Linked DNA regions of Homo sapiens: regions 1, 2, 3, 4 and 6 are each linked to region 5. The links are chromatin contacts, found by Hi-C in ENCODE. All regions are on one chromosome and are shown on one strand. Each heading gives the region's core, a stretch centred on a gene start or an enhancer-like site at or near the end of the contact. The rest is flanking DNA. Distances are from core to core; before and after follow the strand shown. Region 1 holds the start of LTA4H (leukotriene A4 hydrolase). Region 2 holds the start of NFYB (nuclear transcription factor Y subunit beta). Region 3 holds the start of WASHC4 (WASH complex subunit 4). Region 4 holds the start of FGD6 (FYVE, RhoGEF and PH domain containing 6). Region 5 holds the start of BLTP3B (bridge-like lipid transfer protein family member 3B). Region 6 holds the start of SNRPF-DT (SNRPF divergent transcript).

Region 1 (4,688 bases), core at 24-2,523, 4.1 Mb before region 5:
AGGTGAAAGGTACCTTCAGATGAAAGGTATAAACCAAATACTATTGGGCAATTTGAGCAAGAACATTAAATATAGGTTATGATACAGATAAAATCATTGAATAATATTCCATGAATCTACAACCTTTCTTCATTCCAATGGTTATAGAGTTTGTAGAAGTATGTGTTTTCTAAGTGAAATAACTACTTGGCTCCTTGGAACCAACTATTAAAAAAGCGTATTGAATCATCCTTAGAAAATTTGAACGTCCCATCCGTTCTTAAATTATTAGAAGAAAGTTGATAAGATTAAAAAGTAGAAAGGACCCTGAAGAGAGAGAGCTGCGCCTAGAGTTAGCAAGCAGGGACTGTTAGTTTCAAAGTAGGGCGGAAAGAAGAGGCCTGCCCGGCCGGGGCTGGAAATCCTAAGAGGCTTGAGAACGACTAGCAGGGAGATCCAGGGAACTAGGAGGGAGACGGATGGGTGGTGCCCTGCAGACCTGTGGATTGAAATAAGTGTTCCCGGGAGGCAACCGTGGGATCAGGGATCGACAGGACATGGGATCTGAGACTTGGGTGAGATTGTTGACTGAGGAAGGTGCCCAGGGGGCTGGGAAAAGTCTGGGGCCTGAAGAAGGGGGTTCTGGGCCGCAGGCCGAAGCAATGGGGAGGCCATGGAGTAATTAGAGCCAGGAACTAAAATTATGGGGGCTACTGCAAAGATGACACCTAAGGGCTGGGTGAGTTGAGAGGAGTGGACGAGGCGCTGGATGTGCCCAGGGACCTCGGAGAGAGGATCCAGGCGAGGGGCGGAGGAGACATACGTATAAGTGGGGGCTGAGGGAAGGGATGCAGAGGCGTAAGCGGGGTTGAGAAGGGGTGCTGTGAGAGATCTGGGGGCTGAAGTGCACAACATGAGTTGGATGGAGGCTACAGAAGAGCAGACGGGGACGTGGGGCTAGGCAGGGGCCGCGGCGGGGTGAGCCGGAGATCCGGGAGCCCGCAAGGACTAGGGTCGAGGGGCAGGGAGCCCGGGAGAGGCGGGCACTGGGCAGGCGCCCCACTGTACCAGGCTGCGCAGATTGTCCTCCTGAGACTGGACCGTGAGAGCAGCAGTCCCGGTCAGCGTCCGGCGAGTAAAGTCGACGCTGCAGCGCAGGTGCAGGTGCTTGGTCCGGCAGACGGAAGCCGGAGAGGCCAACGAACAGGTATCCACTATCTCGGGCATGGCTCTGGGGGATCACACAGCACAGCGACCTACAGCCCAACGCTCAGCTACCAGACTCGTCGATAGAGAACCTGAGGAGGAGGGAGAGAGGTAAAGAAGAGGAGGAGGGATTCGCGGTGCACGCCGGGAAAGGAAGTTTCTTAAAGTCAGACGAGCGTTGGGGGATGGGTGAAGGAACTACAAGTTCCATGGTGCCGCGCGGCAAGCGGGCGCTTGGCTACCTGGGAGCGTGTGTGTTAGGGATGTTGAGGGGGACCAAGCGTGCTCCTGGAGCTGAAGAAGAGGAGGGGAGTAGGGGCAGTTAGAAGGGTGGCCGAAGGGAAATGATGAGAATGGAGGGGGAGATAAAACTGAACACTACCATTTTGGCTCTGTTCAACTTTCGTGGAAGCTGTGGTGGCAAACGTAAGAAAATCAGGTTCATTGGTGTTTGCATATAGCGAGGGCGGGGCGGAGCAAAAACGTAGAAAAGGCCTATCAGAAGGCTTTCTTTCGTGCGGTTCCTCGTTAGTATAGTGGTGAGTATCCCCGCCTGTCACGCGGGAGACCGGGGTTCGATTCCCCGACGGGGAGGCACAGTAATTGTTTTTTGTTTTTAGCTGTAAGTAATTCAAGGTTTAAACAGTTGTTTTGTCAGTTTCAGTGTTTATTATGTATATCCCCAGAACCTGCATCTCTCAAACGGAGAAAGCCAACATTCCCATCTTAGAAACTAATGAATTTCTATAAAAGTTATGCACTGGTCGCAATGGGAGTACAGAGCTGGGACATCTAGCTCAGCTCTGGGGCCTTTGTGGCAGGTGAAGGAGGATTGAAGGATGCCTTGCCTTTAGGGTGGGGCCTCAAAATTAAAACTGGAAAAATTGGAAGAGGCTAGGTTTCGAAGGACCTTAAATAGGTGGCCTTTTAATCCTGGGTGCATTAATGGGGGACCCACTGAAGAGTTTTCAGCAGGCGACTGATAAAGCATGGTCAGACTCATGTTATAAAATGCGGTATCAAAACCATTAGCAGGAGATTTAGGAAACTATTAAAATGGCTCAATCAGAAGATGCTGGGGGCCTGACATAGGTAAGTAGTAAGTTAGGATAGAGAGGAAGGAATGAATAGAAGGAATACTTATATAAGTGGATTCACAGATTGAGAGGAGACGAAGGTGGCCCAGGCTTTCGGCTTCAGTGGCTGGCTAGTCATTAACCAGAGGTAGTAGTCTATATGAAGAGGACAGTATGTTAGGCTGTACTTGCATTGCTATAAATACCTGAGACTGGGAAGAAAAGGGGTTTAATTGGTTTACAGTTACGCAGGCTGTACAGGAAGCATAGCTCCAGTATGCTTCCAGGTAGGCCTCAGGAAGCTTACAATCATGGCAGAAGGTGAAGAAGGGGCAGGCCTCTACATGGCCCGAGCAAGAGCAAGAGATTGCGGGGCCGGTGCCACACACTTAAACAATCAGATCCCACAAGACACTGTGGCGAGGACAGCACCAGGCCATGAGGGCTCTGCCCCCGTGACCCAAACACCTCCCACCAGGCCCTACCTCCAACACTGGAGATTATAATTCAACATGAGATTTGGTAGGGACATATATTCAAACTAAATCAGACAGATTTAAGGGGAAGATGCTAAATTCAATTTTGGACATATGAAATTTGAGAACCTATGGGAGTGGAAGTGGAGATGTCCATGAGTCACTTGGATATTTAAGTCCACAGCTCTGGGGAAGTGCCAGGTAGACATGACCACGTCACATAACGTGGTGGATGAAATTATGACAGTGGGTAAGCTCAACCCAAGAAGAGTGTGTAAAGAGAAGGGTAATGAAAACAGGTTGGAAGCTGAGAGAACACCAGAATTTATTGTTTTAAAAAGGGCTAGAGGAAGAGAAACCCATGAAATAAACCAGAAAGAGCCAACCAACAATGCCAGATGCAGTCCCGAGGACCACCGAAGTAAGAAGTGAAAATTCTCTAGATTTGGCAGTGGGGTGAGAATGGGGAAGGTGGTGATTTTGTTGACTGTCGTGATTTGGTTGAAGATGGAAGCCAGAGAGTAGTGGATTGAGCAATGAAGAGAAGAGGGAGGTGAAGCATAAACCACTGTCAAGTTGCTTGGCCAATGTGAGAAGGGAAGATAAAGGGGAAGCTAGAGAGGAATGCAGCATTGAGAAAGCTTTTTTTTTTTTTTTTTTTGAGACGGAGTCTCGCTCTGTCGCCTAGGCTGGAGTGCAGTGGCGCAATCTCGGCTCACACAAGCTCCGCCTCCCGGGTTCACACCGTTCTCCTGCCTGAGCCTCCAAGGACTACAGGCGCCCGTCACCAAGACCGACTAATTTTTTGTGTGTGTATTTTTAGCAGAGACGGGGTTTCACCGTGTTAGCCAGGATGGTCTGCATCTCCTGACCTCGTGATCCACCCACCTCGGCCTCCCAAAGTGCTGGGATTACAGGCGTGAGCCACCGCGCCCGGCCGAGAAAGAATTTTTTTAATGTTTGCTTTTTAAGGCAAGAGAAAACTTTAACATGTTTAGATATACAGGTGAAAGGGCTTCTGGAGAAGAGGAAAGTTTCTGCAGAAGGATCGACTCAGAGGCAAAAAGGTAGAGAAGAAGAAAGTAAAGATTTCAGAGGTGTGAGGGATAGTTGATGGGTTTAGCATGCTGGTATGGTTCAATTCTCTATCAAAAGTGACGAAATTTAGCTCCAGCAACAACAACAAAAAACTGCTATATTTCTGGATATCCTTGTGTTGGCCCCTGCAAGCCAAAGGAAAACAAAATAAAACCAAAAAATCCCAAACTATGAAATCTAATACCTTACACATGCATAGGTCCTAATTCATAGGGTGTAAGAATTTGTCATCAACATTTGCATTTTCGGATTTTTTTGGCAAATGTCCTGTTGCCCAGGCTGGATACAGTGGCATGATCATGGGTAACTGCACATTCAACCTCCTGGACTCAAGCGATTCTCGTGCCTCAGCCTCCAAGTAGCTGGGACTACAGGCGCCCGCCACCACGCCTGGCTAATTTTTATATTTTTTTAGAGATGGGGTTTTGTCATGTTGCCCAAGCTGGTCTCAAACTTCTGAGCTCAAGGGATCCACCTGCCTTGGCCTTCCAAAGTGCTGGGATTACAGGTACGAGCCACCACACAGAGCCGCAAACATTTTTTGAGGTCACCAAATCTAGGGTGACAAATACAATAGATAACATAGAATTCATTTAGTCAAATAATACACAGTCAAATCATCTTATTTATCTAGTATGGAGAAAGGATAGTTTGTTTTAATAAGAACGTCATTATCATCATCTTCTATTATTGATTACCAGGAACCCACAGAGTTTATGCCACTTGTGTTTAAATAAAAATATCCACACACAACCACAAATAAATTCCTCCATTAATATATTCATCAAAAAATAAATTACAGTAGGAATTGTTTTCTGAGATACCACTCACCCCAAATATAGAATGTACAAAA
Region 2 (4,850 bases), core at 2,076-4,575, 4.0 Mb after region 5:
TCCAGAGGGGACAAGTGCTTTCTCTTTCCTACATTATCCTTTGAGATCTACCCTGGACCATGCACCTCTACTCCCGATCCCCTAAACTTAAGTTGCCCATCCTGCCATCAGGCTTTTGCTTTTGGTGACACCCTTCACCAATCCACTCCCACCCTCTATTTCAAGGCTCAGTTCAAGGTCTGCAGGATCCCTCTGTGACATTCCCAAGTACCCAGGCTCACCATGCCTCTCTTCTTCCCATATCTACTGCACTTAAGAGTTAGCATTTTCCATTCTGGGCATAACTGTCCCCTAAGTATTCAATTAATTGGCTAAACAGACAGCCCCTTTACAGCTGGGACAGGCTACCCTGTAGCCTCAACAGCACTTAGGGACCCATGGGAAATAATATATGCAAGAAGCTGAAAATAAGGAAGCAACAGGAATGAGCAGAGGTACTGTCTGTCTAGACTTGAAATGCATTCATTCTACCAGGCACCTCCAGTATAAATTGGTTACAATTTTATTTCCAGCCAATTACTATTCAAATCTAATTAACAACCAAAATGGTAAAATATACTTACTGTCATGAAATACTGTCAGAACCGTGTTGTCAGTGGTGCTGAAGAACACCTATCTAAAAAGGTGTCTAATCTTTGTGATTTCAACCTAAAAGATAAACATCTATTAGGACCTAACATCTATCAATAGTAAAAATACATCAAATGTATCACTTATAGGCTTTTTTTCTCATAAAATTAAAGAGGGCTTGTATAATTTTGACTACTATTCTTAATCAATGGAGTACATGGTATAAAATAGTATAAAAAGGCACCCAATAAATGTTTGTTGACTTGAAAGATTTATTTTGGAGAACTTAAAAACAAGTTAATTCCATGGGGAAAGGAGAAAATGGATTTTCCAACATAACCCTGAATTTAGCCATATTCATCATAAACATTCATTACAATACACCAAAAAGGGACCAAATTATATAATATGCAAGAGACCAAAAATTATACATCTAAATTACTTAAAACATTAACACTCAAGATGCAAACACACCCCTTATCATCTTAATTTTTTGGTGATGGTTTTCTTAAATGTTTCAGAGTAACATTTAGACATTCTATAGCTCAAGAGGAGGAAAAAATTATCTGAGAATATAATGCTTTTCAATTAAGAATCTCAGATTATACTGTAATGAAGATACATTCTGCACTGAGAAGATATCAAAAAAGCAACACAATCAAGACCCTTATTTATAATTTTGAAGCACCACCATTTTTGACTAAAATTGCATCGAAATAGCACTTCAGTCTCACTGTAAGGCATAAATAGCTGAACAAATTAGTACCAATTGCTGTGTTACAAGTTTCATTTCTCATTTGCTCCATTCTTTCTCAAAGGAAACAATTAAATGGGGGAGGGGTAGGATGCCAAAACAAAAACACATCCTTTCAGTGTTAATTTTAAAGGGAGAAGATATACTGATACGCATCCAAGCATGAAATCTAGCAAATAGCAGAAAAAATTGTAGCCACTGAATTGAAAGTTTTTAATGCCACTAAAAAGGTCCAGGTAGCAAAAACTGCTTGACGTTTGCTATAATATTAAAAGTAATTTATAATTTCTTTTCAAATATTAATAGTATCCTCTAACCCCAAAACTGCTCAGAAAAGTCCTTCCTTGTAACGAGAAATGTTATTTTTTAAAGAGTGTCTTTGAAAAAATAAGCCCTCAGAACACTTAAAACATGGGAGCTATATTTATGTATTTTGCTTGGAATGGGAGAGGGGGGTGTGGGCAGGGAGTCATACCACACCACACTCACTCACCCAAATAGTTGATTCAGTATATATTTAGACTCAGTACATTAAAGAAAAACACTGTCACCTCATATGGTGTATATTTTCTTAAGGGCAGGTTGATATATGTAAAAGCTCAAGGGAATGCATACATCTGTTTAATGTTTTAAGAAATGCAAATTTGTATCCAAGAAAAGCAGTAGTCCCTTCCTCCACCCTCCATTCTTTGGCATCAACAACCAGAGTTTTGCATCAATATACAGTAATCCTTAAATTAAGATACAAGAGCAATGCAGGGAAGGAATAATTTGCCTTTTAAGGAATTTTGGTTAAACTTTCAATACTTTACAAATAAACCCCCCACTGATTAGTGCCACTGATATTGATCCGTTTGCTTTCATCACTTTATGTTGCTGATTAGTTTCCATACTAAGAGAGATGAAACCACCCCAGTGATTTGTAGCACGAACCACGCAACTATGGGGTCCATGCGGGTTAGTGGGATGCCATTTTTTTAAAGGTCGCAGGCTACCTAACCTTGTTTAAATTATCCTGTTAGAGTGCTTTGGGCGAGATTACGATTTGTGGGTGCTCTGTAATTCTTTGTTCTCTAAGACTACCGTTCTTTAAGGCCCTGCATATCCTCCCGCCTCCCACCACTAATGATTAAAACCTTAGTCCAATCCGAAGGGCTTCCTTCCCACCTTCGGGGCAAGTACAGGGACCGCAAACCGCCAGATGGCTGCATTCTTTACGCGCAAACCAGGCTGCGGGGAAGCTAAAGCCATGCCTTCCTCCCCACGCAGGTGCCTGGGTGGCCCCGGCCCCACGGCCTGGTCCCGGCGACCTGTCAGCCCTGCGAGTGCCAGGAGGCCGCCCCCAGAGCGCATCCCCTGACTCGCCCGGCCGCCCCGGCCCCGCGCCCAACGCCTGCCTCCCACCCGCCGCGCGGCCCCCGGGATGTGCGGGCAGACAAAGCGCCGGGCCCCGCCACAGCCCCGCGGGCGGGAGGAGGGCGCCCCCGGGGACTCGCGCCGCCGCCGGGGCTACGGGGCCAGGGCCCGGGCCGCGTCTCCCGCCCCTCGGCCGGCTCCCCGCACAAAATGGAGCCGGCCCGGGACGCCGTCGAGAGCGGGGCCCCGACGCAGCCCCGCGGCCCCTCCTCGGCCCCGGGCCCGGAGCTCAACGGCGGCGAGGGTGAGGTGGCCTGGCCCGCGTCCCGCCGCTCCTCAGCCCGGCGCACAAAGAGCCGCGCCGCGGCCCCGCGCCCGCTCCCCGGCCCGGCCCGCTGCGGGAGCGGCCTCGCAGGCGCGGGGCCCGGCCTCGGCCCGCGCGGGAGGGCGGGAGGCTAGTGCCCCCGGCCGCGGCGGCGTTGGCGGCGGGGACGGCGCCGGGAGGAGACGGACATTTCATTCGAGCTAAAGTGGAGTCGGTTTAGGAGCGATCATTGGCCGAAGCGAGACACAAACCTCCAATGCAGCCCTGGTTGGCTCCCGTCTCCAATCGGCTGTTTGGTTGGACAGAAAATGGCTGCGAAGGAACCAGTCCCAGCGCGGAGCTCCGCTTCCAGGACTCGGCCTCCCCTCCCTCCGCCGCGGGCCGCTTCCCTCGGCGCGACACCCTCCCTCCGCGCCGCCCGCGCGCCCGCCCGCCGCGGCCCCGCCCCGCCCCGCCCCGCCCCCGGCCCCGCCCCGCCCCCGGCCCAGTCCCGCGTTCCTGTGAGGCCTCCGCGCCGCTCCGGATGCCGCTCCTCTAGGCGCGAGGTCTTCCAGGGCCCTGCCCGGGCGCGCCGTTCGGGTCTAGGCGGGCCTCCTTCCCGGTGCTGACCCGGGCCTGTGCGAAGCGGGATCTCTCGGGCGTCCCTCTCTTTGTCACCCCTTCCCCCGCCACGTGGAGGTGCCTCAGCCGCCTGAGCTCAGCCTGCCTGCGCCTGGATTTTTAAGAAGGGGAAACCAAGGACAGAAGCCGCCCCCTAGGACGACGCGCCCGAGCCACCGGGAGGGTCTGAACGGCGGGGGCCTCCTGGAGCGCCTTCAGCGCCTCGTGTTTTCTTTCCTTGGGTCCCTGTTAGCGTCGCCGCATGCACAGCGCTCCCTGTCATTTGGTCCCTGAGCTTGGGTGTTTTTCACATTTCATCTAAAGATGCAGACCCCTGCTAAGTCTAGCCAGCCTTCACCCTGAATCTTGAACTTAAGATGCTGCATTTTCCACCCACCCCCACCCCTCTAGTAGCTGCAGATTGACAAGCGGCTTTTCCCAACCAGATGACATTTTGGCTGCAAGAATCCGTGGCCCGTTCTTGCCTCTGTGCAGCCAAGCTCCTTCGCTGTCTTTCTCAAACTGCAGTCCTGAGTTCAGCTTCGCTTAGCAGTGACCATCCCAGAGGTGGGTAATCCAACACTGGATCCACTCACTGCAACCGGAGCTGGGGATGGCATGCCCTCTGCTTCCACTAACCGAGTGGCCTGCACCACATTAAACTCTCCAGCTTTGATTATGTAAAAATACAGAGATCTTTTATTTATAGAGTTCCTACTGTTTCTCAGAGTATTTAAACATTTCTGCGGCAAGTATGGAAGAAAAGACAAATGAAAGCCCCAAATTGTGACAAGAGGAGTAAGTAGCAATGCCACTGTCATCAGACAACCTGACTTGAATTCCAACTCCCCTTCTTACAGGCTTGTGATCTTGGCCAAATGTCTGCTTCTCAGGGTTGTTTGGGATAATGTATACATAGAAAGCCCTTTAAAAAAAAAAAGTTATCCCAGCACTTTGGGAGGCCGAAGCAGGCCGATCACCTGAGGTCAGGAGTTCGAGACCAGCCTGACCAACATGGCGAAACCCCGTCTCTACTAAAAATACAAAAATTAGCCGGGCGTGGTGGTGGGCGCCTGTAATCCCAACTACTCAGGAGGCTGAGGCAGGAGAATCGCTTGAACCCGGGAGGCAGAGGTTGCAGTGAGCCGAGATCACACCATTGCACTCCAGCCTAGGCGACAGAGCAAGACTCCATCTCAAAAAAAAAAAAAAAAAAAGTTATCCTAAGATCTTTATATAGCATGA
Region 3 (4,685 bases), core at 17-2,516, 5.0 Mb after region 5:
TGCCTGTTCTTTTCAAGATTTTTTTTTTCTTTCTGAAATGCCCACTAAGTCTGCCATAGGGTCAGAAAGCAATTTTCTTACATGTTTTATAGTTTCTGCATCTAGCCTGGTGCCTGGTACCCAGTGGGCACTCAATAAACATTTAACTCAGGGCAGATCCAATGACCTCAGAAGAATGCTCTTCAATAGACCTTTTGCCTACATTGATTAGTTCTTTTCGGTACTTTTTAAGATTACAAGAGTAAAACCCTAATAAATTCTCATTGTTAAGGATTCAAAACACATAAGTAGACACATCAAAACTTGAAAATCCTGTTACTCACCAACACATGCTTTTCCCCAGGTAACCACCGTCCTCTGATTTGTCTTCCTATGAATTTACATACACGTAGGCACATACGCGTTTGTATAACTTAAAAACATAAATGTAATCACAAATACACATTACTCTGCAACTGTCTTGTGTCGGTTGTTCATGCCATTATAAATATATTTCATCTATTTTAGCAGCTCTTCAGTGATTCGTAGTATGGATGTATTGAGCTTTATGTAATTCACTTGTAATGAACATTTAGATAGTTTCCTATTAAAAACCACGTTGCTATAAATATTCTTGTGCAAATACGTGTATGCATGTAGAATTTTACACCGATCCCGATTCTCCAAAAATCCAAATTGCAGGTGGGATCATTTTAGAATGTACTTCAATAGCGTTCTTCATCCTGCCTCGCGTTTTTAAAAGGACTGAGTGGAGAGCGGGGAAGAGGTCGTAAGATCCCCTGTTAGGGTGTTCATAAAGTAACTTCTCCTCTCGCACAGAACGTCTTGACTAAAAAACAATCCGTACAGAATGTGCGGGAGAGCTGTAGGAACTCCTACGGTGGCGACAGAGAGGGAAACAGGCTTGTTGGAAGAAGCGCCTGGTCAGCGTTATCCTCGAGGATCATGCCTTCCTGTTAATTCCCCACCCCATCAATTCTACCTTTTTAGGTTAGACTGGGGAGTAACTTTCCCAGGTATTAAAAATCGTCTAGAGAGAGCAGGGCGAAATTAGAGTGCCGAAGTGGCTTGAGAAGCACAGTGAATGGTGGCGAAGCCCGAGCCGGGTCGCAAGACGCCCGCTGGCACTGCCGGCGCCATGGCGGCCGCCTTCGGCCACGGCGGAGGACTCGCTTTCCCAGGGGCCCCCGCGGTCGCAGGGGCAACGAGCCCGGCCGGCCCTCGCGAGCGGAGGCGGGGCCGGGGCCGGAAGTCACGTGCTGTGACAGTAGCTGGGGTGAGGCCGTCGTCGCCGCACGGGCTGGTTGGGGCTGTGTCTGTGGGAGGCGCCGGGGTGATGGCGGTGGAGACTCTGTCCCCGGACTGGGAGTTTGACCGCGTTGACGACGGCTCGCAGAGTAAGGGAGCTGCAGGGCGAGGGCTGCGGGTGGACGCTCCTTCGGCCCGCCGCTGTTCTGGGCTGGGCAGCGCTCCTGCGAGAGGGACGGCTGCGCAGCCGTCTGGTGCGGGACACTTCAGAGCCCTTGGGGTGTGCGAGGGACGCGCTCTCCAGCGTTACTTTCGGGGTTGGGGTCCCAGCCACGGCGGGTCAGGCTGCCCGTTCAGGGCTCGGCGTGTGAGGCGGAGACTCTCCTGGGGAGCCTGCGGTGCCCCGCGGGGAGCGGCGTCCCCCTTCAGCTGCCCCGGGGCTTGGGCGGGGCGCGCCCGGGAGGCCCAGCGGCCCCGGGATCCCAGGCTGCTTCTGTCTCTGGCCTCTTGGGGATTTCGCCAGATTCTGAGCGTTCAGCTCTGGAGGACGCTGATGTCTGGGTTCCTGTTTCGGTTTCCTGTTTTTCTTCTTTTCCTCCCAAATCAACTTTTGCAAGTTTGGGTGTCTTTCCCATCGCGTTGCTATAACCGTAGAAGGGAGCGAAAAAAGAACTTTTCACCCTGCGAAAATAAACACGTGAATGTCATTTTATCATTTTCCAGGCCTTTTATTTATGCTAAGTGATATTTTTCAGTGATGTTCTGCAGTTTCCATCGCAGTTATAAAGGCTTCAAAAATTACAGCAAATCTTCAAATTTTGCTTCACAAGATCGAATTGTCTGATTTTAACTTAGAAGTCTATCCCGAAATAAACAAATTGTGTTTCTTTCAGTAAAATATTGAGGCCAAATTAATTGTAGTGAAACTCTACTTGAAATAAATACAAGTTGGCAATCTGCTTCTTATCTTTGGTCATAGTAATCTGTGTAAGTGATCTAAGAGAGATTGGAGCATGCTGTTTGTGATTTTTTTTTTCCCTCATAGTTTTCCCAAAAGGTGGAACGTTGCTTTTAAAAATTCCGGATGAATTTTGCTTGATTTACGAAGAGAGACTAATGCCTACAATGTTAGATGAATTAGGTTTTACAAGTCTCTCAGAGAAGAGTGAGCTACATCCAGGATGGGTTGCAGTTTTTCACAAAACATTCCTGAGGTCAGGAGTTCAAGACCAGCCTGGCTAACATGGTGAAACCCCGTCTCTACTAAAAAATAAATAGCTGGGCTTGGTGGCGAGCGCCTGTAATTCCAGCTACTTGGGAGGCTGAGGCAGGAGAATCGCTTGAACCCGGCAGGCGGAGGTTGCAGTGAGCCGAGATCGCGCCATTGCACTCTAGCCTGGGTGATAATAAGGTATTAGCTCTTATGCAGCATAAAAATTAACCTTGGAGATAATGACAAAATCTTTTAATTTTTTTTTGTGGAGGGGATTCTGTATTGTTATAAAGTGAACTGTACCTTGTCATATATGTTTTATGGACAAAGATGACGAACTGGTATCTTCAAAAAAAATTGGAATAGAGTTATGTTAATTGAGTTTGAAAATGGTTCAGCCTGGAGTAGAATGGTCTGATTCACTCAACAGATATTTTCTACAACCAGTGGCTGTGCTAGATATTAGGGATAAAAAGATAAAACAAGGAGTGCAGTCTGTTGACAAAGATGAGCATGTTAAGTAGGTTTTTGGAATTTTTACTCTTAAAAAATTACCATGTAGTTCTTATCTCAACTTTTGTTATTTTAACTTTCACCAATTTTACAACCGTTTATTGTCAGCAAGGAACTTTTAATGTTATTTTAGGTTTTCTGTTTCCTGTTTGTGAATCCCTGAACATACTAAAGGAGTGATTTATTGGCGTGGTGTTTCTCTAGCATTGTCTTTTTTTTTTTTTTTTTTTTTCGAGACAAGGTCTCACTCTGTCGCCCAGTGCCGTGGCATCGCCACGGCTCACTGCAGCCTCGACCAGCTGAGCTCAGGTGATCTTCCTACCTCAGCCTCCTTAGTAGCTGGCTGATTTTTTCTTTTTAAATTGGGATAGAGACAAGGTTTTGCCATGTTGAACTCCTGGTCTCAAGCGACCCACCGGCCTTGGCCTCCTAAAGTGTTGGGGTGAGCCACCATGCCCGGCCTAGCATTGTCTTTAAGAAGTCATTTGCTGGTCAAATGCAGCTTTGACTGGTCATTTCCTGTGTAGTTGAGAATAAGACAACTATTTGGGGTTCTGAGAATCTGGGCAGTCTTATATGTAAGCTGTAGGGAAGAGAACACCTCCCTGTGCTTGGCGTTCATTAATTTTTGGTCTGTGAATCATATCTAGACTAATTGTTTTCCAAAATTGCCTAGATTAATGCTATAATAAGACAGAAACCTTAATGAACTAAATGGATTCACCGGATTTAAAACTTTATGTGGTTGAAGAATAAAGGAGAGTGGGGGCTAGGTCTTTATACTTTAATACAGCATGAGTCAGAACACACTTTCTCTTACTTGCTTCACATTGCTAATTTGAGGAGAGCAAATTTTTACCTTTTTTAGAAGACAAAGGTTGAATAAAGTTATTCATATCAATAAAAGAAACTGAGTTGGAGTTGAATTTGTTACCTTTGGGAACAAGTAATGAATTTTTATGTGTAACGTGAAATACTTTGACGAATAGGCATATTTTAAAATCCAGCTTATTCCAATGATTCCTTAAAGTTACCTATGAATGTGTTAATTCTGTGAAGAACAGCATAGTATTCTGTAGTCAAGCAGTGTTCTTTGCTGGTTTTTCCAACTTGATTATGACAGTTAAATAATTTAACAAATATCTTGGTTAAATTTTAGACATTATAGAAATAATATGCTCAAGCAGGTATAAAACCTCCATTTAAAAATATTTAGGTGTATTATTAAACATTAGTGTGTATAGAATTAAAAACTACATTTTTAAGTGTTACTTCTGTGACAGACTGTTTTTTTCACCTTCAGATCATGAATATTTGTTTTTGCAAAAGAGTTGTTCATGACTAAAAGATAGAATCAGGACATTGAATTGTTTAAGGCACTTTTCAGATTGGTTCAAAGCCCTCTATTATGGGGGTAGATGGGCTAGTGGCTTTTTCATAATATGTTAGGGTTTTAAGGTAGTAACTTTATATATGGTAACATCTACTGCTTTTAAAATTATTTCGTGTATAGAGAAGATTGAAAGCTGAATTGTTGTTTAACTTTGGAACTTTATTTTCAGGAAGTCCAGACATTCCAGAGTAATAATTAACAGTGCTTTGCGTGACTTTTGAGGTTATTTGAAGTAAATGTCCTGCAATTCATTACTTGCACTTATCACATACTGTTTTAAAATTTAAACTTAGAAATTCATGCCGAAGTCCAACTTAA
Region 4 (5,126 bases), core at 1,630-4,129, 4.9 Mb before region 5:
TTCTTAGAGCAAAGCAGCAAATCTTTTATTTACACAGCTGTTTGGCTCCAGGGAAATATAAGGTAAGAAAGTAAAGCACTAGTACCATTTTACTAACTATTACAAACATACTCGTCATCTGTTACACACAGATGGCTGTGGTTCACGTGTACACTCTCTGGCTACTGGACCAGCCAAAACGCAAAGCACAGACAATGAAGACAGTGACCTGTACATGTTCAAAAGGACACAAAATATATACCTATATATACCTATAATTCTCTCTCCTTTTTTCTTTTTTTTTTTTTTTTTTTGAGATGGAGTCTTGCTCTGTCACCCAGGCTAGAGTGCAGTGGCTCGATCTCGGCTCACCACAACCTCCGCCTCGCTGGCTCAAGCAATTTTCATATCAGCCTCCCGAATAGCTGGGACTACAGGCGCACCCCACCACACCTGGCTAATTTTTGTATTTTTAGTAGAGACAGGGTTTTGCCATGTTGGCCAGGCTGGTCTCAAACTCCTGACCTCAAGTGATCCACCCGCCTTGGCCTCCCAAAGTGATGGAATTACAGGCTTGAGCCACTGCGCCCAGCCTCTCCTTTTTCATATACAGCTTAAAATAATTCTGAAATCTCCACTAAGGGCAGATTATTTTATAGATGTAGAAAAACAAAGCAAGCTTTTCTGCTGGATACATATAACCTAGATGTTCTACAACATTCCTTTTATTTTCTTAAATTAAACCAACCCTTCCAAATACCACAGATTAGATTCAAAAGCAAAAATCCCCTCCCTTAACTTCAAGTAACTTTCCTAAACGTTTCAATGAATTTGACTATTGTTCCCAAAAAGCACCATAATCAGCTTGTAAGAACTATGTATACATATAAGAATGGGTAGAAATAAAACCCCAGTTCTCTTCCATATTCCCCATCTAGACACCAGAAAGAATTATGATAAATCCAACAGATGGGTGAGCAAAAAAGTAGTTGATGCTTCTCAGCCAGCAATGCTAAAAACCAACCAACTCGGCTAGACACAGGAAGTGTCCCACTTTAAACACCACAAAAATTTCTGTGGATTTCTTTAATTGTAAAGTTGATAAAATACAAAAATAGCTTGCATTATTTTAGGATAATTCAAATGCAAGAATCATGAACTTCCAGTCTGGGCCCTAGAAATTGGGTTTACATAAATGTGAAATTACATGCTTCTGTGCCTGTTCCTTATAAACTGTTAAGACTGGAATTGAAAACTGATACATATAAGACACGGTTATTTTAAATACATTTGACACCTCCAAAAAGGAAAGAGCTAAAACTGGCTGGAAGGATTTTAAAATTTCCAACCACTTTTAATTTAAATCAATTTCTTGAACGAAGGTAAGGCACAGAAATGTAGGATGAAAATAATTTACCTTATGTAAGTATAAAGCCTCCCTTTGGCAAAGAAAAGAGAGTTTATAAAGATATCTCATATAAGTGCATATAACATCAAAAAGGAAAGACCCACACAACACCCACTTCTTGCTTTCTTTTCCTATTGGCTAACTTCTTGTTTCGTTTGTTGTAATCTGATCACAGGGAGCAATGCAACACTACAATATATCTAGGCTTTAGAAATAATACAAATCAGAACATTTGAGTGCTGTTGGACAGTTTCAAGTTGCAAGAATTTTAAACAAATGCCAAGAAAAGCAATGAAAATTTAATCTGATACTTAAGTGCTGATTCTGGAAGTAACCTTGAGAAGAAGCTTTAAACTATTTCACTATAAAATTTCTAATGAAAGTTTCAACGTGGACAAAAACGTAAAATAACCCATAACACTCTACTTAATACATAAGTTCTGGTTTAAAAATTAACCTATGTACTTACGAAGTGAACGTAACACCACTTTGGTAATTATTTTGTAAAACAGAAATTGTTCCTTAAGAATGTTCAGAAACACAACGTCTAGAATTGCTGAAAATCCACACAAAGATAGAGGCTTTGTCATTTGGATGAAGGGGAAAGAACTATGGGAGGCAGACAGAAAATAAAGCTTTGTTTACCCTAATCAGGTAGAAACAAACAAAATAATTGTAATTGGGTGCAGACAAGCAAAAAAAAAAAAAAAAAAAAAACCTCAACAATCTCAACTCCTCTGCTTCTCAGGTAACAGAGGTAAAACCACCAGGACATGACAATGTCTACGCCTCTTTAAAATGGGTAAAAGGTTTACCAGCAGATACAAGGTTGAAAGCGACTCACTTAGTGGCCAAATTGAACACGCTGAGAACACTGCCTTTACCTATAATAACTGATCTATTAACTTGGGAATCTACACTATTTTCACATGCAAAGGCGAAGTCCTCGCACTGCTGGAGAGATGAGCGAACGCCCTTCACACATCGCATTTCACCTGGTGCAGAGCCCCCAGCACAGTCCCCCTTGGAAGGGAGATCCCGAGAAATCCCGGGTTTCCAAACAGCCCCTCTGGGCAGGAAAAGACGAGAAAGCCGGCAGCGAATCCCATTAGCTCCGCGCTTGCCGAGGTGCTCGGCAAAGGTACGGGGCACACAACTCGCCCACCCCGGCGAAGAAAGTTGCTCGCGAGCCCAAGCCTAGCAGCGCTCGCCACAAACTTTCCCGCGGCAGCGCGAGCGCCGTCACTTACCGGCTGCAGAAGTCATGATTCCCCGGTGCAGCTCGCTTCCCCGCTCGGCCCCTCAATCCATCTTCCCCTTTCAGTCCATTGTTCCCACAGTTCGGGTAGGAGAGAAAAGCCCCCGCAGCGCCCACATTCCGTCCCGCCGCCCCGCGGCGCAGCCTGAGCGCCACACAAAGGACGCGGCCGACTCTAGCGACCCTGCGGCGCTCCCGGGCGCGAGCCGCCGGGGTCGGGCGGGCGAGCACTAGCACCGCCCCGCAGAGCGGCAGGCTGACAGCCAGGCGCGGGCACGAGCAGTGCTCTCTTCGGCTCCGCTGGCGCGTGCCCTTCTCGGGCTCCAAAAATCAGCAGTGCTCCGGGCGCCCCCTGCTAGTCGCGGCCGTAAAAGGCAGACAAAAGCCCTAGCCTCCTCCAATCGGAGGGCTCGAGCTTCAGCTCGCTCCCGCCTCTCTCGCTTACACGCTCACTCTCTTCTCCAATAAGCGGGCTCGAAAAGGGGGCGTGAGCGGCGAGGCATATTGGGAATTGTAGTTTTCTGGACCCACGGGACGGGCAGGAGCTGGAGCTCCGTGCCGCCTGTACTCCCGCCTTCATTTCCCATCGTGCTGAGGCGGGTGGCATGGCGGAGAAGGATGACACCGGAGTTTGACGAAGAGGTGGTTTTTGAGGTAAGAGGAAAATGGCGGTGGGTGTGGATTGCCTTTGTTTGAGAAGGACGAGACGGAAATCGAGGAAGCAAGGCGTTCCCGGGGCGAGGGATCGGGTGACGCGCTCCAGCTGGCCTCGACCACCGAACCCCAGCGATTTCAGGGCCTAGAGTCCGTCGTCGCCTGACAGGTGTAGCCAGAGGCGCCCTGGCCGTGGCCGGCCTCTATCTCGGGCCCGCCCAGAATTCCCAGACGGTGCCCGGTTGCCAGGCTCTGGGCTGGAGCGGTGTCTCTTCCTTCCTGGGAATGGATGTGCGGCGGGGGGGACTGCGCCCGGCTGGGGCGGGGCCGAATCGTGCCTTTTAGATAGTCACAACTTAGCCTCCTCCTTTTCCATCCGCGATTTTTTTGGGTCAGTATCCAGAGTGCTTCAGGTCACTGTTCACCGTCAAGGCGTGGCCCTCGGAATGAAGGCAGCAGGTGCCCGTTTTCTAACACGGTTTAAAGTCTATTTGTGGGACCTACTGTGGGTAGTTAGGGCCAGGGCATCTCAGCATCTAGATTCGATTCTTTTGTCCTTTGCTGTTGCGCTAGGTGTAGCCAGTTCTTCTGACTCGGGGCTCTAGATGTGAGTGCTTTTGTGTGGGACTATTTTAAGACGTTCTCTGCCATCTTGAATGAAAAAAATCGGGCGAGTGTTTTTGATGCCATTTTTTTCCATCAGACACAGGTCAAAACTCGCACCCCTGTACGTATGTGTATTGCATGTATACGCTTTACTTTCATTTATCCAACTAGATTTTAAGAAAATTTAAAAATGAAGTGGCCCATGCCATACAGCGAGAGAGCGAGGCACAGACAGGACAGAATGCTAAATGTTGAAATATGTACAAACTGTCATTGAAGGATTAATTTCTGTTCTTGCGGCCTCCCAGAGGCTACACCCAGTACGCGATATCCGAGGTGAATCTTTAACTATGAATTGGATTAGAAAAACCGGCAGGAGAAAATGTATTACAGGGAAAGAGAACTGATTATGCCAAGCTTGGGAAGTGTGAAAGTACCTGGTGTGCATTTTTAGGGGGCGGGGTGTGGAGGGTGGCTATGTAAAGTGGCTTGATGTGGCTGCAATGAAGAAGCAGTGGAAAATGTGGCCATTTTACCGAAGTGAAGAGTCTAGATATGAGGCGTTCATTAGGGAAGACAAGGGCCTGAGATGAAATGAGAGACGTAATGGAATAATGGCTTGGACAGACACTTGTAAGTTAAAATCGAGGCAATGTTTATAGATTGAATGTGGTAGCTGAAGGAGAGAGAAATATTTTCTAGAGTAAGGGTAACTGATGGGTGTATTTTTTTTACCCATTATTTTTGATTTCTGAATATAATAGTAATATATGCTCAAGGAACATTTTATTGTAGAAAATAAGCCCCCAAGTTAAAATCATCCATTATCCCACCACCCAAAGATGGTAACTATTAACAGTACGGTATGTGTTCTTATAGACTTTATTTCTATGTAAATGTGTGTTTATGTGTGTGTAATTTTTTAGCCTCTATATTAAGACACAATGTGTGTGTGATATTTTTTAAAACAAAAGGTATACCACGTAGAATTTTGTATATATTTTTCACTTGACTTTATCGTGAATCTTTTCCCATTCATCATTCTCTGAAAACATTAATATTATAATATCCCCTCACGTGTATCATAATATAACCTTTTTTTAAAAAAATACCATTGTAATCAACAGTGATATAAGCCTATTTTTAACTACAACTCTGATTTTCCTCAGAATAATTTTTAGAAGTAGAACTAGTGGGTGAAAGAATATGAACATTTAAGAC
Region 5 (5,056 bases), core at 1,763-4,262:
TAATGCAAGCAAGAGGACTGGCAATATGGGGGCTCACAATTTTAAACTCTGTGGTCAGGAAAGGTCACCTTTGAGAAGGTGCAATGGGTTGCATACACAGGCCTCACATGATGTCTAGTATTAGAAACTAGTATGTTCAACTATTTCCTGGTAAACTATATTCTACTGTATCCCAGACCACTAGGTCAATGTAGTGACATCTTCATTACTGGATATTCTATAAAATTAAACTTGAACCAGGTAATTTCAAAAGTTCATTCCTTCCTGAGTAACTATAATTTATCACAACACCTGCCTTCTTTTGTCAATTACGAGCTGCCTTTAGATTTCTGAATAACTATTTTTCTTAGGAGATGACAGCAATTAGCAGTAAGATTAACTTATTAACCAAAAATAAAAATTTGATACTCTTTAGTCACCTGAGTTAAGGATGTTTTGAAATATGAAATAACTGAAAACTCAAGTGTCCCAAAAACTCATCTCTGAAAAAAAAAAAAATCCTCATCACACTATTTATCACACAGCTATTACAAATCATACAGATTTAGAAACTAACCCTAAGGGCCAGGCACGGTGGCTCACACCTGTAATCCCAGCACTTTGGGAGGCCAAGGCAGGCGGATCACCTGAGGTTGGGAGTTTGAGACCAGCCTAACCACCATGGAAAAACCCTGTCTCTACTAAAAATACAAAATTAGCCAGGCGTGGTGGCGCATGCCTGTAATCCCAGCTACTCGGGAGGCTGAGGCAGGAGAACTGATTGAAGCCAGGAGGCAGAGGCTGCCGTGAGCCGAGATCATGCCATTGCACTCCAGTCTGGGAAACAGAGTGAGACTCTGTCTCAAAAAAAAAAAAAAAAAAAAAAAAAATATATATATATATATATATATATAAAATAAAATAAAAACTAGCCCTAAAGACTCAATTTTCAATATATGGGTGTTTTCTATCTCATGCAGTAAGCCATTACATCTTTGTTCTTAATTTTTTTTATTATACTTTGGTATGCATGCTCTTAATTTTTAAGAGCCCCTCTCAAATGGAGTTCTATAAAAGAATTAAACTCTAATGCACTATCTGTTGATTGAATTAACTTTTCTTCCAAGCATCTAGAGTGGTACTAGCTATGCAGCATCATCCTTGGACGAGTGAGAAAGTAGGCATTCAAATCATTTTCTGCAGATCTGTATTTTCTTGTGGAGCTGGGTATGAGAAAGGCGGGAGGACATAAATTAAAAATAGATAAAACCTTCCAAAATAAGATAGTTCAAGATTGGGCCATATATATAATTTTAAAAGAAACTTTTCAATGAGTGATAACATTAAGAAATACATATTCATGCAGGGCGTGGGGGCTCACACCTGTAATCCCAGCACTCTGGGAGGCCGAGGACCGCGGATCACCTGAGGTTGGGAGTTCAAGACCAGCCTGGCCTGGTGAAACCCAGTCTCTACTAAAAAAATACTACATATATACACATATATATGTGTAGTGTATACACATATATATGTAGTACACATATATATGTATGTGTATATATGTGTATATATGTATATGTATATATGTACATATGTATATATATGTACACACACACACACACGCTGCTATACTTTGCTACTTTTAAGAAAAGTGCTATATCTTATTCAGTATTATAAGTGAGGAAAATATTTGCTGAATCACAGAAGTAGAATTCTGTTCCCAATATATAACCTGTGGTATAAGACAATCTGGGGAATCAAGAATTATGTTTACTATACAAGTCTATAATCATACCCGTGTCTTCCCAAAATTAGTTAAAATTAACTTACAAATCGAACAGAAAGGGATCCTAACCAAGGGCTTTGAGTTCGCTGGTAACAACTTGGAACAAGAGCCTACATTTAGCCTGTGTCTTGAGACAAACACGGAGAAGCCAAGAGCAGTAACAAACTGCCAGCCTTACTGAGTCATGTTTCTGACTAAAACCGCGTTATGAAATGGAGAGAATGACATGTCTTGGGTTTAATCACCACAGATGTTAACTCCCTGAATTTTAGAGTTGCAGAGGAAAAAGAGCAAAAACCAAAAAAAAAAAATGTTCAGTAATAATGATGTGGGTCTCATAGGACTCCAGAAAGAACCTGCCAAAGCTGCGAACTCTGCTTATTTACCTAAAACAAATCCTAACTGTGCAAACAGGCACACCCTCTGATGCCACAGAGCGGGAACGCCAAGGTGGGAGGAATTCAGAACAATCACAAGGTTAACGTTCCACTGAGAACACAGCCTCCACTGAGCGTCCACACTGCGCCAGAAGCCCTCGGTTAACGGAACCGCTCTGCTCCAAGGGGAAGGAGCACCGAACTCGAGTTAGAGCCCAGCACATTAACCAGGCACTTGGGTGACGCCAGGCCACCTCCAGCCTCCGCTCAGTACCGCACAGAGCCGAGCCGGGACGCCCCCAGACGCCGCGCCGGGAGCGATCCCAGCCCGCCGCGCTCCGCACTCCGGGCTCCTCCGCGCGCCCACCCTGGGAGAAGACGCGTCAGGGGCCGATTCGTGAGGCCAGCCCCCGGCGCCGCCGGCGACAAGAGATCCGGGGCCGCGACCTCTGCCCCGGCCAGAGCGGGGAAGTCCGAAGGTCGCCTCCCGCACAGCCGCCAGGCGCCGCCGCCCCCGAAGCCGCAGGCTGACTCCAGTGCGGGCTGGGGTGGAGGCCGACTGGCGCCGACACCGAGGCGCTCACTGACCTGGAGAGGTGCTTCAAGATTTGTTTCTTGATGATCCCGGCCATGGTACCGAGGCTGGAGACGCCGCGGTCTCGTCCTGTTGCTCACTGCCTCCTCTCTTCGTGGCCGTCTCCTCTCTGTCCCGGCTAGCCCGGCCGGCGGAGAGGCGCTGATCGCTCACGACCGGGAGAGACCCAAGGCCCCGGCCAAGGCCACAGCCGCCGCCGAGAACCCGGAGCATCACGCTCAGGCCGCCACGGCCGCCGCGGGCGCCATCTTGGCTGCAGCATCACCTAAGAGACTCGGTGGAGGGCGGGGGCGGGGCGGCTCCAGGCGGGGCCGGCACGAGGCGGGGCGGGGCCAACGCCGGCTCTGGGCGGGCTCTGGGCGGGCTCTGGCTGGGCTCTGGCTGGGCTCTGGGCGGGGGCGGGAGGTTTGTGGCATTGGCGCCAGGGTTCTTAGCCCTCGCGACACAGGGCCCTTGACTCTCAATACACCATCCTTCTTGGCCTTAATCCTCCCTCCTTCCCTCTGCTGGTGTTCCCGCCTCCATCGCTGACCCGTCGCTGATTTTTACTTCCACGTCCTACTTCCCTTATTCATTTCCTCAGAATGTTTTTTATTTTTTTGCTTGTTTGTTTTTTTTTTTGAGACAAGTCTTGCTCTGTCACACAGGCTGGAGTCCAGTGGTACGATCTCGGCTCATTGCAACCTCCACCTCCAGGGTTCAAGCGATTCTCCTGCTTCAGCCTCCTGAGTAGCTGGGATTACAGGTGCGCACCACCACGGCCGGCTAATTTTTGTATTATTAGAGACGAGGTTTCACCATATTGGCCAGTAGGTCTCGAACTTCTCACCTCGTGATCCACCCTCCTAGCCTCCCAAAGTGCTGACATTACAGGCGTGAGCCACTGCACCCGGCCTCCTTAGAATGTTTTAAGAATCGGCCATTAACTCCTGTGCTTGCTTTGCTCTCTTGACCTACTCACCTTTCTTCATATTCTTCCTTAGGTTTTTGTTTTTGGTGTTTTTTTTTTTTCTTTTGTTAAGGTGTCCTGCCTTTCCCTTACCTAAATGTGGCAATTTAATGTTTCCTTTGGTTATTGCTATTCTAAGGGAAGTAAAGGTTGACAATGGTTCCTAGTAGTCTAGGACCTAGGAATTAGAAGGTGTATAATTCAAGTCCTGGCTCTGGTATTTTCTAGCTGTGTTATCCTGGGGAAAATAATTTCTTTACTATTAGTTTCATTTTAATCATCTGTGAAATAGATTAATCATCAGCCTTACCCACTTCACTAGGTTGAACCTAAAGGTGTAAATATCATATGAAAAGTTCTGTAAGGAAGGAAGGAAATTGTTGAACTAGGGAAAACTGTTACAATTCTACACCTCCACCCCACCCAATCCCAAACAGAGCTAACATTTTCAGAGATTAAAATGACGACTTCTGTCATCCCAGCACTTTGGGAGGCCGAGGCAGGCAGATCACTTGAGGTCAGGAGTTCAAGACCAGCCTGACCAACATGGTGAAACTCTGTGTCTACAAAAAAAAAATACAAAAATTAGCTGGGCATAGTGGCGGGCGCCTGTAATCCCAGCTACTCAGGAGGCTGAGGCAGGAGAATTGCTTGAACCCGGGAGGCAAATGTTGCAGTGAGCTGAGATCAAGCCACTGCACTCCAGCCTGGGCGACAGAGCAAGACTGTCTCAAAAAAAAAAAAAATTACTCAGTGTTAAGTCAAGTTTAGCCTAACACTGCCTCCTTACGTAATTGAGTTCAGCCTAAAGGTTTTTCTGTACATCATGAACTTATGAAAATAAGCAGAGGTATAAACCGACCATAGCCCACACCTGTGCCAATCACTGAGTTTTGGCCAGATGTAGCCAACTGTTCAGACTGTGTTCAAATAAGGCAAACACTGAGCTGTAAGCAATCCAGTTGTTTCTGTACCTCACTTCCATTTTCTAGACCTCACTTTCCTTTTGCTGGCCAGAAATCTGCTCCCAGCATGTGGCTGTGCTGGAGTCTCTCTGAATCTGCTGTGATTATGGGGGCTGCCAGACTCAGGAATCGTTCATTGTTAAACTCCTTTAAATTTAATTTGGCTGAAGTTTTTCTTTTAACACTAGTGATATCTAAAACAGGAAAAGAAATTGTACCACCCCTGAGGGATGTATTAGCAAGATGTGTGGTTGTACATCTTGGGAGTTGGGTGGGAAGTAGTTTACACATAGTCCAATAAGCTGGCCCTTTTTGAAGAATGGAAAGGATAGACGTGTAAGTTGACTACACTCAACATTTCATTTTATTTTTATTTTATTTTTGAGACAGTCTTACTCCATCGCT
Region 6 (4,756 bases), core at 455-2,954, 4.3 Mb before region 5:
AAAGAGTCAGGCTTCTAAAACACATATTGAGTCTTTGAAAGGTAGCTTCATGAAGTAGAAAAAGCAGAGTTTTGAAACCCAGGTATGTGGTCCTGAGCAAGCTATGAGGCAGAAGAATAGCGGCTGGAAGCAGGGAACCTAGGGCCCATCCATGCTGACTGGGTATCAGAGGCTACTCCCATTTCAACCCCTCCTTTTTCTGCGTGGCAGTTGAAAAATGAAAGTACCTCTTATTGGTCCCCTCCCGCAACCAATCAGACTGGTTGTGGGCCAATGGGCAACCTCTAGAGGGTATTTAAAGCCCAGAAAATTCTATAACCAATGCTCTTGAGCCGCTTGCACCAGGCGGTGCCCACCCTGTAGAGTGTACTTTCATTTAAAATAAATCTCTGCTTTCGCTGCCCTGCTTTGTTTGTGCGTTTTGTCCAATTCTTTGTTGAAAACGCCAAGAACTCGGACAGCTACCCTCAACTGGTAACAGTTACCTGCTGGGCCTACTTCCTCATCTCTTAAACGGGGCTGTCACCCCGAATCAGACAGTAAGGTAAGATTTCCACGATTGTTGAAAAAGCCTGACACATAGTAGGAACTCAAAGTCTATACAAAGACTTAAAGTTCATAAAACAATAGACAAACGGAGAAATCCACTGAAGTTTAGGGTGAATAAATCTAATAACTGTTTGGTAAAAACTACACTGACAATCATTGTCTGGTCAGTGTTCAACATTTACGTGAAACACTGAGCTTTTACAAGGCCAAGCCCCGTTTTACGTTAAATTCTCGCAACCACCCTGAGGATGGTTCCGTTTTTAAAGCCGCGTTCCTGCCGAGGAAACAATGGCCCTCGGGGTTAAGACACTGCCCAACACCGGCCGCGCCTGATAGACGCAGGTTCCGAATGCAGGCCCCCTCCAAAGTCTTGCCCACTGCTCCACAATGCCTCAACACCCAACATTTCATCCTCAACTCCAAATCCATCTCTTCAGGGCCGCAAAAAAGCGTTACTTCCCAAAGGGCGTGTTCTCCAAGAACTGCATTTAGCATTTCAGATCAGAGTGACCCGAACTCAATAGGATTACGACAAAAACTAGTGAGATTCAGATAACACCGTTACATCGAAAGTTTTAATCCGTGACAGAGGAAATATTGCTTACGCCCTTAGGTAATTTCAAATGCACGTATGAAGGCCGTGCGGGTTTCTGCAGGCGAAGCAAAAGAAAGGTGGGGCCGGCAGGGTCGTGGGGCGGGGGTGGGGCATGACACCGTATCCCAGACGCAACTCGACCTCGTTTGCAAGAAATTCTGTATCCAACTCTCTTCAGTGCGTTTCGCCGCCCCTAGTCTAGTCTGGCTAGCCCCCAATTCCTTTAAAAGGGGTTAAAACGGGTGTTGCAGAAGAGAGAACACTCAGGTAGAAAGGGCCTGCGGCAGAGGCGCCCCCAAATCATGGAACCTGTTGGAAGAGTGAGGAAGGAACTCTGGGACCCCGAACATTCTCACGGGTGTAAAAAGACAAAGTAAATCCCCATTAGCCAAGTTGGGGAGAAGTCACATCCGTTACACAGCCTCTCCCAGACCGCCCTCTAGGAAGGACACCACATTTAAAAACACCGGCCTGCCTCCAGTCCTTGGCTGCCTCACAGCGATGCTCAGAGCCGGTTTCCCAAGGTCCGCGCGCCGCCTGCAAGGCGCAAACCCAAGCCGCTGCTGGTTGCTAGGAGATACTGGGCCAGCCATCTCCTCCAATCAGCACGCACCTCTTTGCGTCCAATCACAGAGGCAGGAAGGGCCGTGGTGGGAGGTGAAAGGTCATAGTCCTGTTTGGCGGCCATTTCTCTTGAAACTGCGGCTCGGGACCTGCGGTACCTGCTGTAGTCACGAGGGACGGGCGGCGGCCTGGTCGGCAGAGAGTAGCCTGCAACATTCGGCCGTGGTTACGATGGTAAGGAGAAAGAGAACGGCGGGAGAAGCGGGGAGAAAGAGAAGGAGGGAGACCAGCCTCGCGGGGCCTGCTGGTTCCTTCGCGCGTTTCCCATTCATCCGCGTGAGGCGCCGCGCACCCTGTCGCCAGCTCCTTTCACTCTGCTTTTAGGTTTCTGAGGCGCGTGCTCCTCCCGATGCCTTTCTTTTCCTAGGAGTGCCCGTGCCTTCTTCTCTTTGTTTGAATCCGGGCCTGGGGTATTCTTAGTTGGGGCTATAGGGTCGGGGTAAAAGTCAAAGAGAATTTGCACTTCCCACTTAACCACACTCCAGAATTCACTTTCATTCCGTGAAAGTAATGATACGGCCATGCTCTAGATTAACTCACTTGGGTGGGGAAGACAGACATTAGTCAAAAAATAACAAGTATGTAATTGCAAATAATAAGTGCTAAGAACAATGCAGACAGGAGGCTGTGAGGGTGCGCGTTAGACATTAGAGGCTTAGTCAGAGATGGCCTCCCTAGGAGGTGGAATTTAACTCGAAGCCTAAGTGTCATGAAATACGACCCTTTAAAGAGCAGGAGGAGGAGTGTACCGAGCACAGGGAATAGGAGCATAAGACCTGCGGCCGGAAAGAAAGCTTGGTCATTTGGAGAAATTGACAGAAAGGTATAGCCACTTGCGCGAATAGTGGTTAAGAGATGGTATCGGAGGAGCAGGCGTTGGGCAGGACCTCTTAGGCTGTATTGGGAGGTTTTGATTGTACTCCAAATCAATTTAAAATGATTCGGTTGGAAGCCATTGGATCATTTTAAGCAGAAATATGACAATCTGATGTGCACTTTAAAAAATCATAGTTACTGTGGTGGATAACAAATTGGAGAATGAAAACTGGAGACCCATTAGGTTATTGGAGTAATCGCCATATCAAGATCACTCCGAATATGCTCATGTTAGAGGGGGTTAGTAGCCAAGTTTCTTAGTTCTCTTCTTTGTTTGACTGGTGAGTGAGCAGAAGAGGGCAAAAACCGAAATCACTGGAGATGTTAATGGTTTGCTGAATAAATAGACATTAAGTAATTGCTGTAAGTAAGAGGCGGTGCTACTGACAAAGTCAGATAGGACCTAGCCCTAGCTTCCCCAGTTAAATACTGTCAAGCGTGATCTGCCCTCTGCTTCCTTCTGTAGTTTTATATTTGGGGCTTTGACTGACAATGCTGAATTGTATGTCCCCAAAACCACCTTGTTGCATCACTCTTCCCTCCTTTTACATAAGTAGCTAGCCTTGCCTGGAACAGCATTTTTTCCCGCTCTGGAAATAAACTCTTATCCTTTAAAACTGAGGTATTACTTATTTCAGGCAACCTTTCCTTTTTCCCCTGGATTGCTTTGGTACCCTTGTGCCTAGTATATCTCCTTTTACTACAGTGCAGCATGCAATATAATTATTTGTATGTGAGGAGTTCCCCTCCCCATCTCCAACTTCTTGACAGGGACTCATTTATTTATTTATTTATAAGAGACAAGGTCTTGCTCTGTTGCCCAGGCTGGAGTGCAGTGGCCTAATCATAGCTCACTGCAGCCTCGAGCTCCTGGGTTCAAGCAGTCCTCCCACCTCATCCTCCCTAGTAGCTGGGACTACAGGTGTGCACCACCACACCTGACTATTTTTGGTAGAGATGGGGGTCTCACTATGTTGCCTGGGCTGGTCTTGAACTCGTGACCTCAAGTGATCCCCCGGCCTTGGCCTTCCAGATTACTGGAATTACAGATACGAGCCACCCTACCTGGCCCGCTTTTTTTTTTTTTTTTTTTTAGTGCCTTTATCTTTGTTTCTTTAGAGCTCAGAACAGTGAGTGATGTAGGTAGTCAGTGTATCTTAAGTGAATAGTCAGTGTTTTGTTTTGATGGGTTAAAGGTGAAATTGGCTAACTGGATATTTAAATTTCCCTGGTACTCTCAACAAATAAAAGTGAAAATTATGTACTAAAATAATAAGGAGTCAAAAGTTTTCTTCATTTGCATACCACAAAATATTGGTGATTCGGTAGAAGAGAGTTGGTGGTGGGAGGAAAAATAATTAATTAGATCCTTTTTTGTTCTTTGTGCAGAGTTTACCCCTCAATCCCAAACCTTTCCTCAATGGACTAACAGGAAAGCCAGTGATGGTGAAACTTAAGTGGGGAATGGAGTACAAGGGCTATCTGGTATCTGTAGATGGCTACATGAACATGCAGGTAAGCTAAAGAGCTGTAAAGGTCATAACATTGCATTTATTTTGCTTCACCTTATTTCTCAAAGGTTTAGTCTGACTAATAAGAATACATACAATTAAATTGACAAATATACGGCAAAATTCAAAAATAAAGTCAAAGCCAGGAGGGATACTGTGATATACTAGGTACAAGACATGGACTTAAACCAGAATTCAGCTACAGATTTTATTCCTAGTAGTTAAAGTAGGAAGAGCTCAGACACTTGATTCATAATAATACCATAAGGGAAACACACTACTTTGCTGGAGAAAACAAAACATTTCTCATCATTTAGCCCTGAAAGAAAGTTTTCAAGTGAAATTATTGAGTCTTTTAATGAATGCTAAAGGCACAACACCAAAGCTATTGAGGAAATTCATTCCTTCAGGGGAAAGACAGATCTGCCAAAGGAATTGAACTGACTGTATGTCTGTCAAACGAGTTTCTGTAAATGATTCAGCCATGTGTTTTGGTGGGTTTTTTTGTAATTAATTATCTTTTTATTGTGGTAAAATATACATTACAATTTTGCCACTCTAACCATTTTTAAGTGTATAATTCAGTGGCATTAAGTACCTT

What was found. A loop is a pair of places that touch in the nucleus more often than their neighbours do. Pooled maps may share reads with other maps.
Region 1: a pooled map shows a loop between it and region 5 (11-fold over the local background). The contact joins the promoter of LTA4H here to the promoter of BLTP3B in region 5. A Hi-C loop is called at or near these places in 9 of 50 pooled maps.
Region 2: a loop to region 5 is called in a pooled map, with 8 times the contacts of the local background. The contact joins the promoter of NFYB here to the promoter of BLTP3B in region 5. A Hi-C loop is called at or near these places in 6 of 50 pooled maps.
Region 3: a loop to region 5 is called in a pooled map, with 25 times the contacts of the local background. The contact joins the promoter of WASHC4 here to the promoter of BLTP3B in region 5. A Hi-C loop is called at or near these places in 6 of 50 pooled maps.
Region 4: a pooled map shows a loop between it and region 5 (22-fold over the local background). The contact joins the promoter of FGD6 here to the promoter of BLTP3B in region 5. A Hi-C loop is called at or near these places in 7 of 50 pooled maps.
Region 6: a pooled map shows a loop between it and region 5 (7-fold over the local background). The contact joins the promoter of SNRPF-DT here to the promoter of BLTP3B in region 5. A Hi-C loop is called at or near these places in 5 of 50 pooled maps.

The regions. Positions count from the first base shown.
Region 1 is chr12:96,034,314-96,039,001 of GRCh38, forward strand. It overlaps LTA4H (leukotriene A4 hydrolase), which reads right to left and starts at 1,274. Exons shown (of 19, transcript NM_000895.3): 1 at 1,048-1,274. The coding sequence starts at 1,206. TRD-GTC2-8 (tRNA-Asp (anticodon GTC) 2-8) reads left to right here and starts at 1,708; the gene lies at 1,708-1,779. RefSeq lists enhancers at 373-462, 1,053-1,472, 1,913-1,962, 1,983-2,032 and a silencer at 903-1,002.
Region 2 is chr12:104,134,885-104,139,734 of GRCh38, forward strand. It overlaps NFYB (nuclear transcription factor Y subunit beta), which reads right to left and starts at 3,326. Exons shown (of 8, transcript NM_006166.4): 1 at 3,257-3,326; 2 at 564-648. The coding sequence starts at 569. RefSeq lists enhancers at 1,885-2,478, 2,479-3,070, 3,894-4,063 and silencers at 2,690-2,819, 2,880-2,959, 3,060-3,159, 3,210-3,509.
Region 3 is chr12:105,106,465-105,111,149 of GRCh38, forward strand. It overlaps WASHC4 (WASH complex subunit 4), which reads left to right and starts at 1,267. Exons shown (of 33, transcript NM_015275.3): 1 at 1,267-1,397; 2 at 4,661-4,685. The coding sequence starts at 1,337. It overlaps LOC414300 (a long non-coding RNA gene), which reads right to left and starts at 1,178. Exons shown (of 2, transcript NR_121211.1): 1 at 324-1,178. RefSeq lists silencers at 1,076-1,355, 1,566-1,815 and enhancers at 1,376-1,535, 3,374-3,533.
Region 4 is chr12:95,214,588-95,219,713 of GRCh38, forward strand. FGD6 (FYVE, RhoGEF and PH domain containing 6) reads right to left here and starts at 2,880. Exons shown (of 21, transcript NM_018351.4): 1 at 2,638-2,880. The coding sequence starts at 2,653. VEZT (vezatin, adherens junctions transmembrane protein) reads left to right here and starts at 3,220. Exons shown (of 12, transcript NM_017599.4): 1 at 3,220-3,299. The coding sequence starts at 3,264. RefSeq lists enhancers at 2,544-3,138, 3,139-3,734, 3,199-3,438, 4,039-4,088 and a silencer at 2,739-2,968.
Region 5 is chr12:100,139,862-100,144,917 of GRCh38, forward strand. BLTP3B (bridge-like lipid transfer protein family member 3B) reads right to left here and starts at 3,013. Exons shown (of 21, transcript NM_015054.2): 1 at 2,731-3,013. The coding sequence starts at 2,774. It overlaps BLTP3B-DT (BLTP3B divergent transcript), which reads left to right and starts at 3,194. Exons shown (of 2, transcript NR_186018.1): 1 at 3,194-3,482; 2 at 4,679-4,810. RefSeq lists silencers at 2,428-2,677, 2,998-3,177 and an enhancer at 2,558-3,321.
Region 6 is chr12:95,857,135-95,861,890 of GRCh38, forward strand. It overlaps SNRPF-DT (SNRPF divergent transcript), which reads right to left and starts at 1,705. Exons shown (of 3, transcript NR_135014.1): 1 at 1,620-1,705. It overlaps SNRPF (small nuclear ribonucleoprotein polypeptide F), which reads left to right and starts at 1,818. Exons shown (of 4, transcript NM_003095.5): 1 at 1,818-1,942; 2 at 4,034-4,159. The coding sequence starts at 1,940. RefSeq lists enhancers at 1,527-2,142, 1,541-1,600, 1,651-1,710, 1,831-2,060, 2,091-2,140.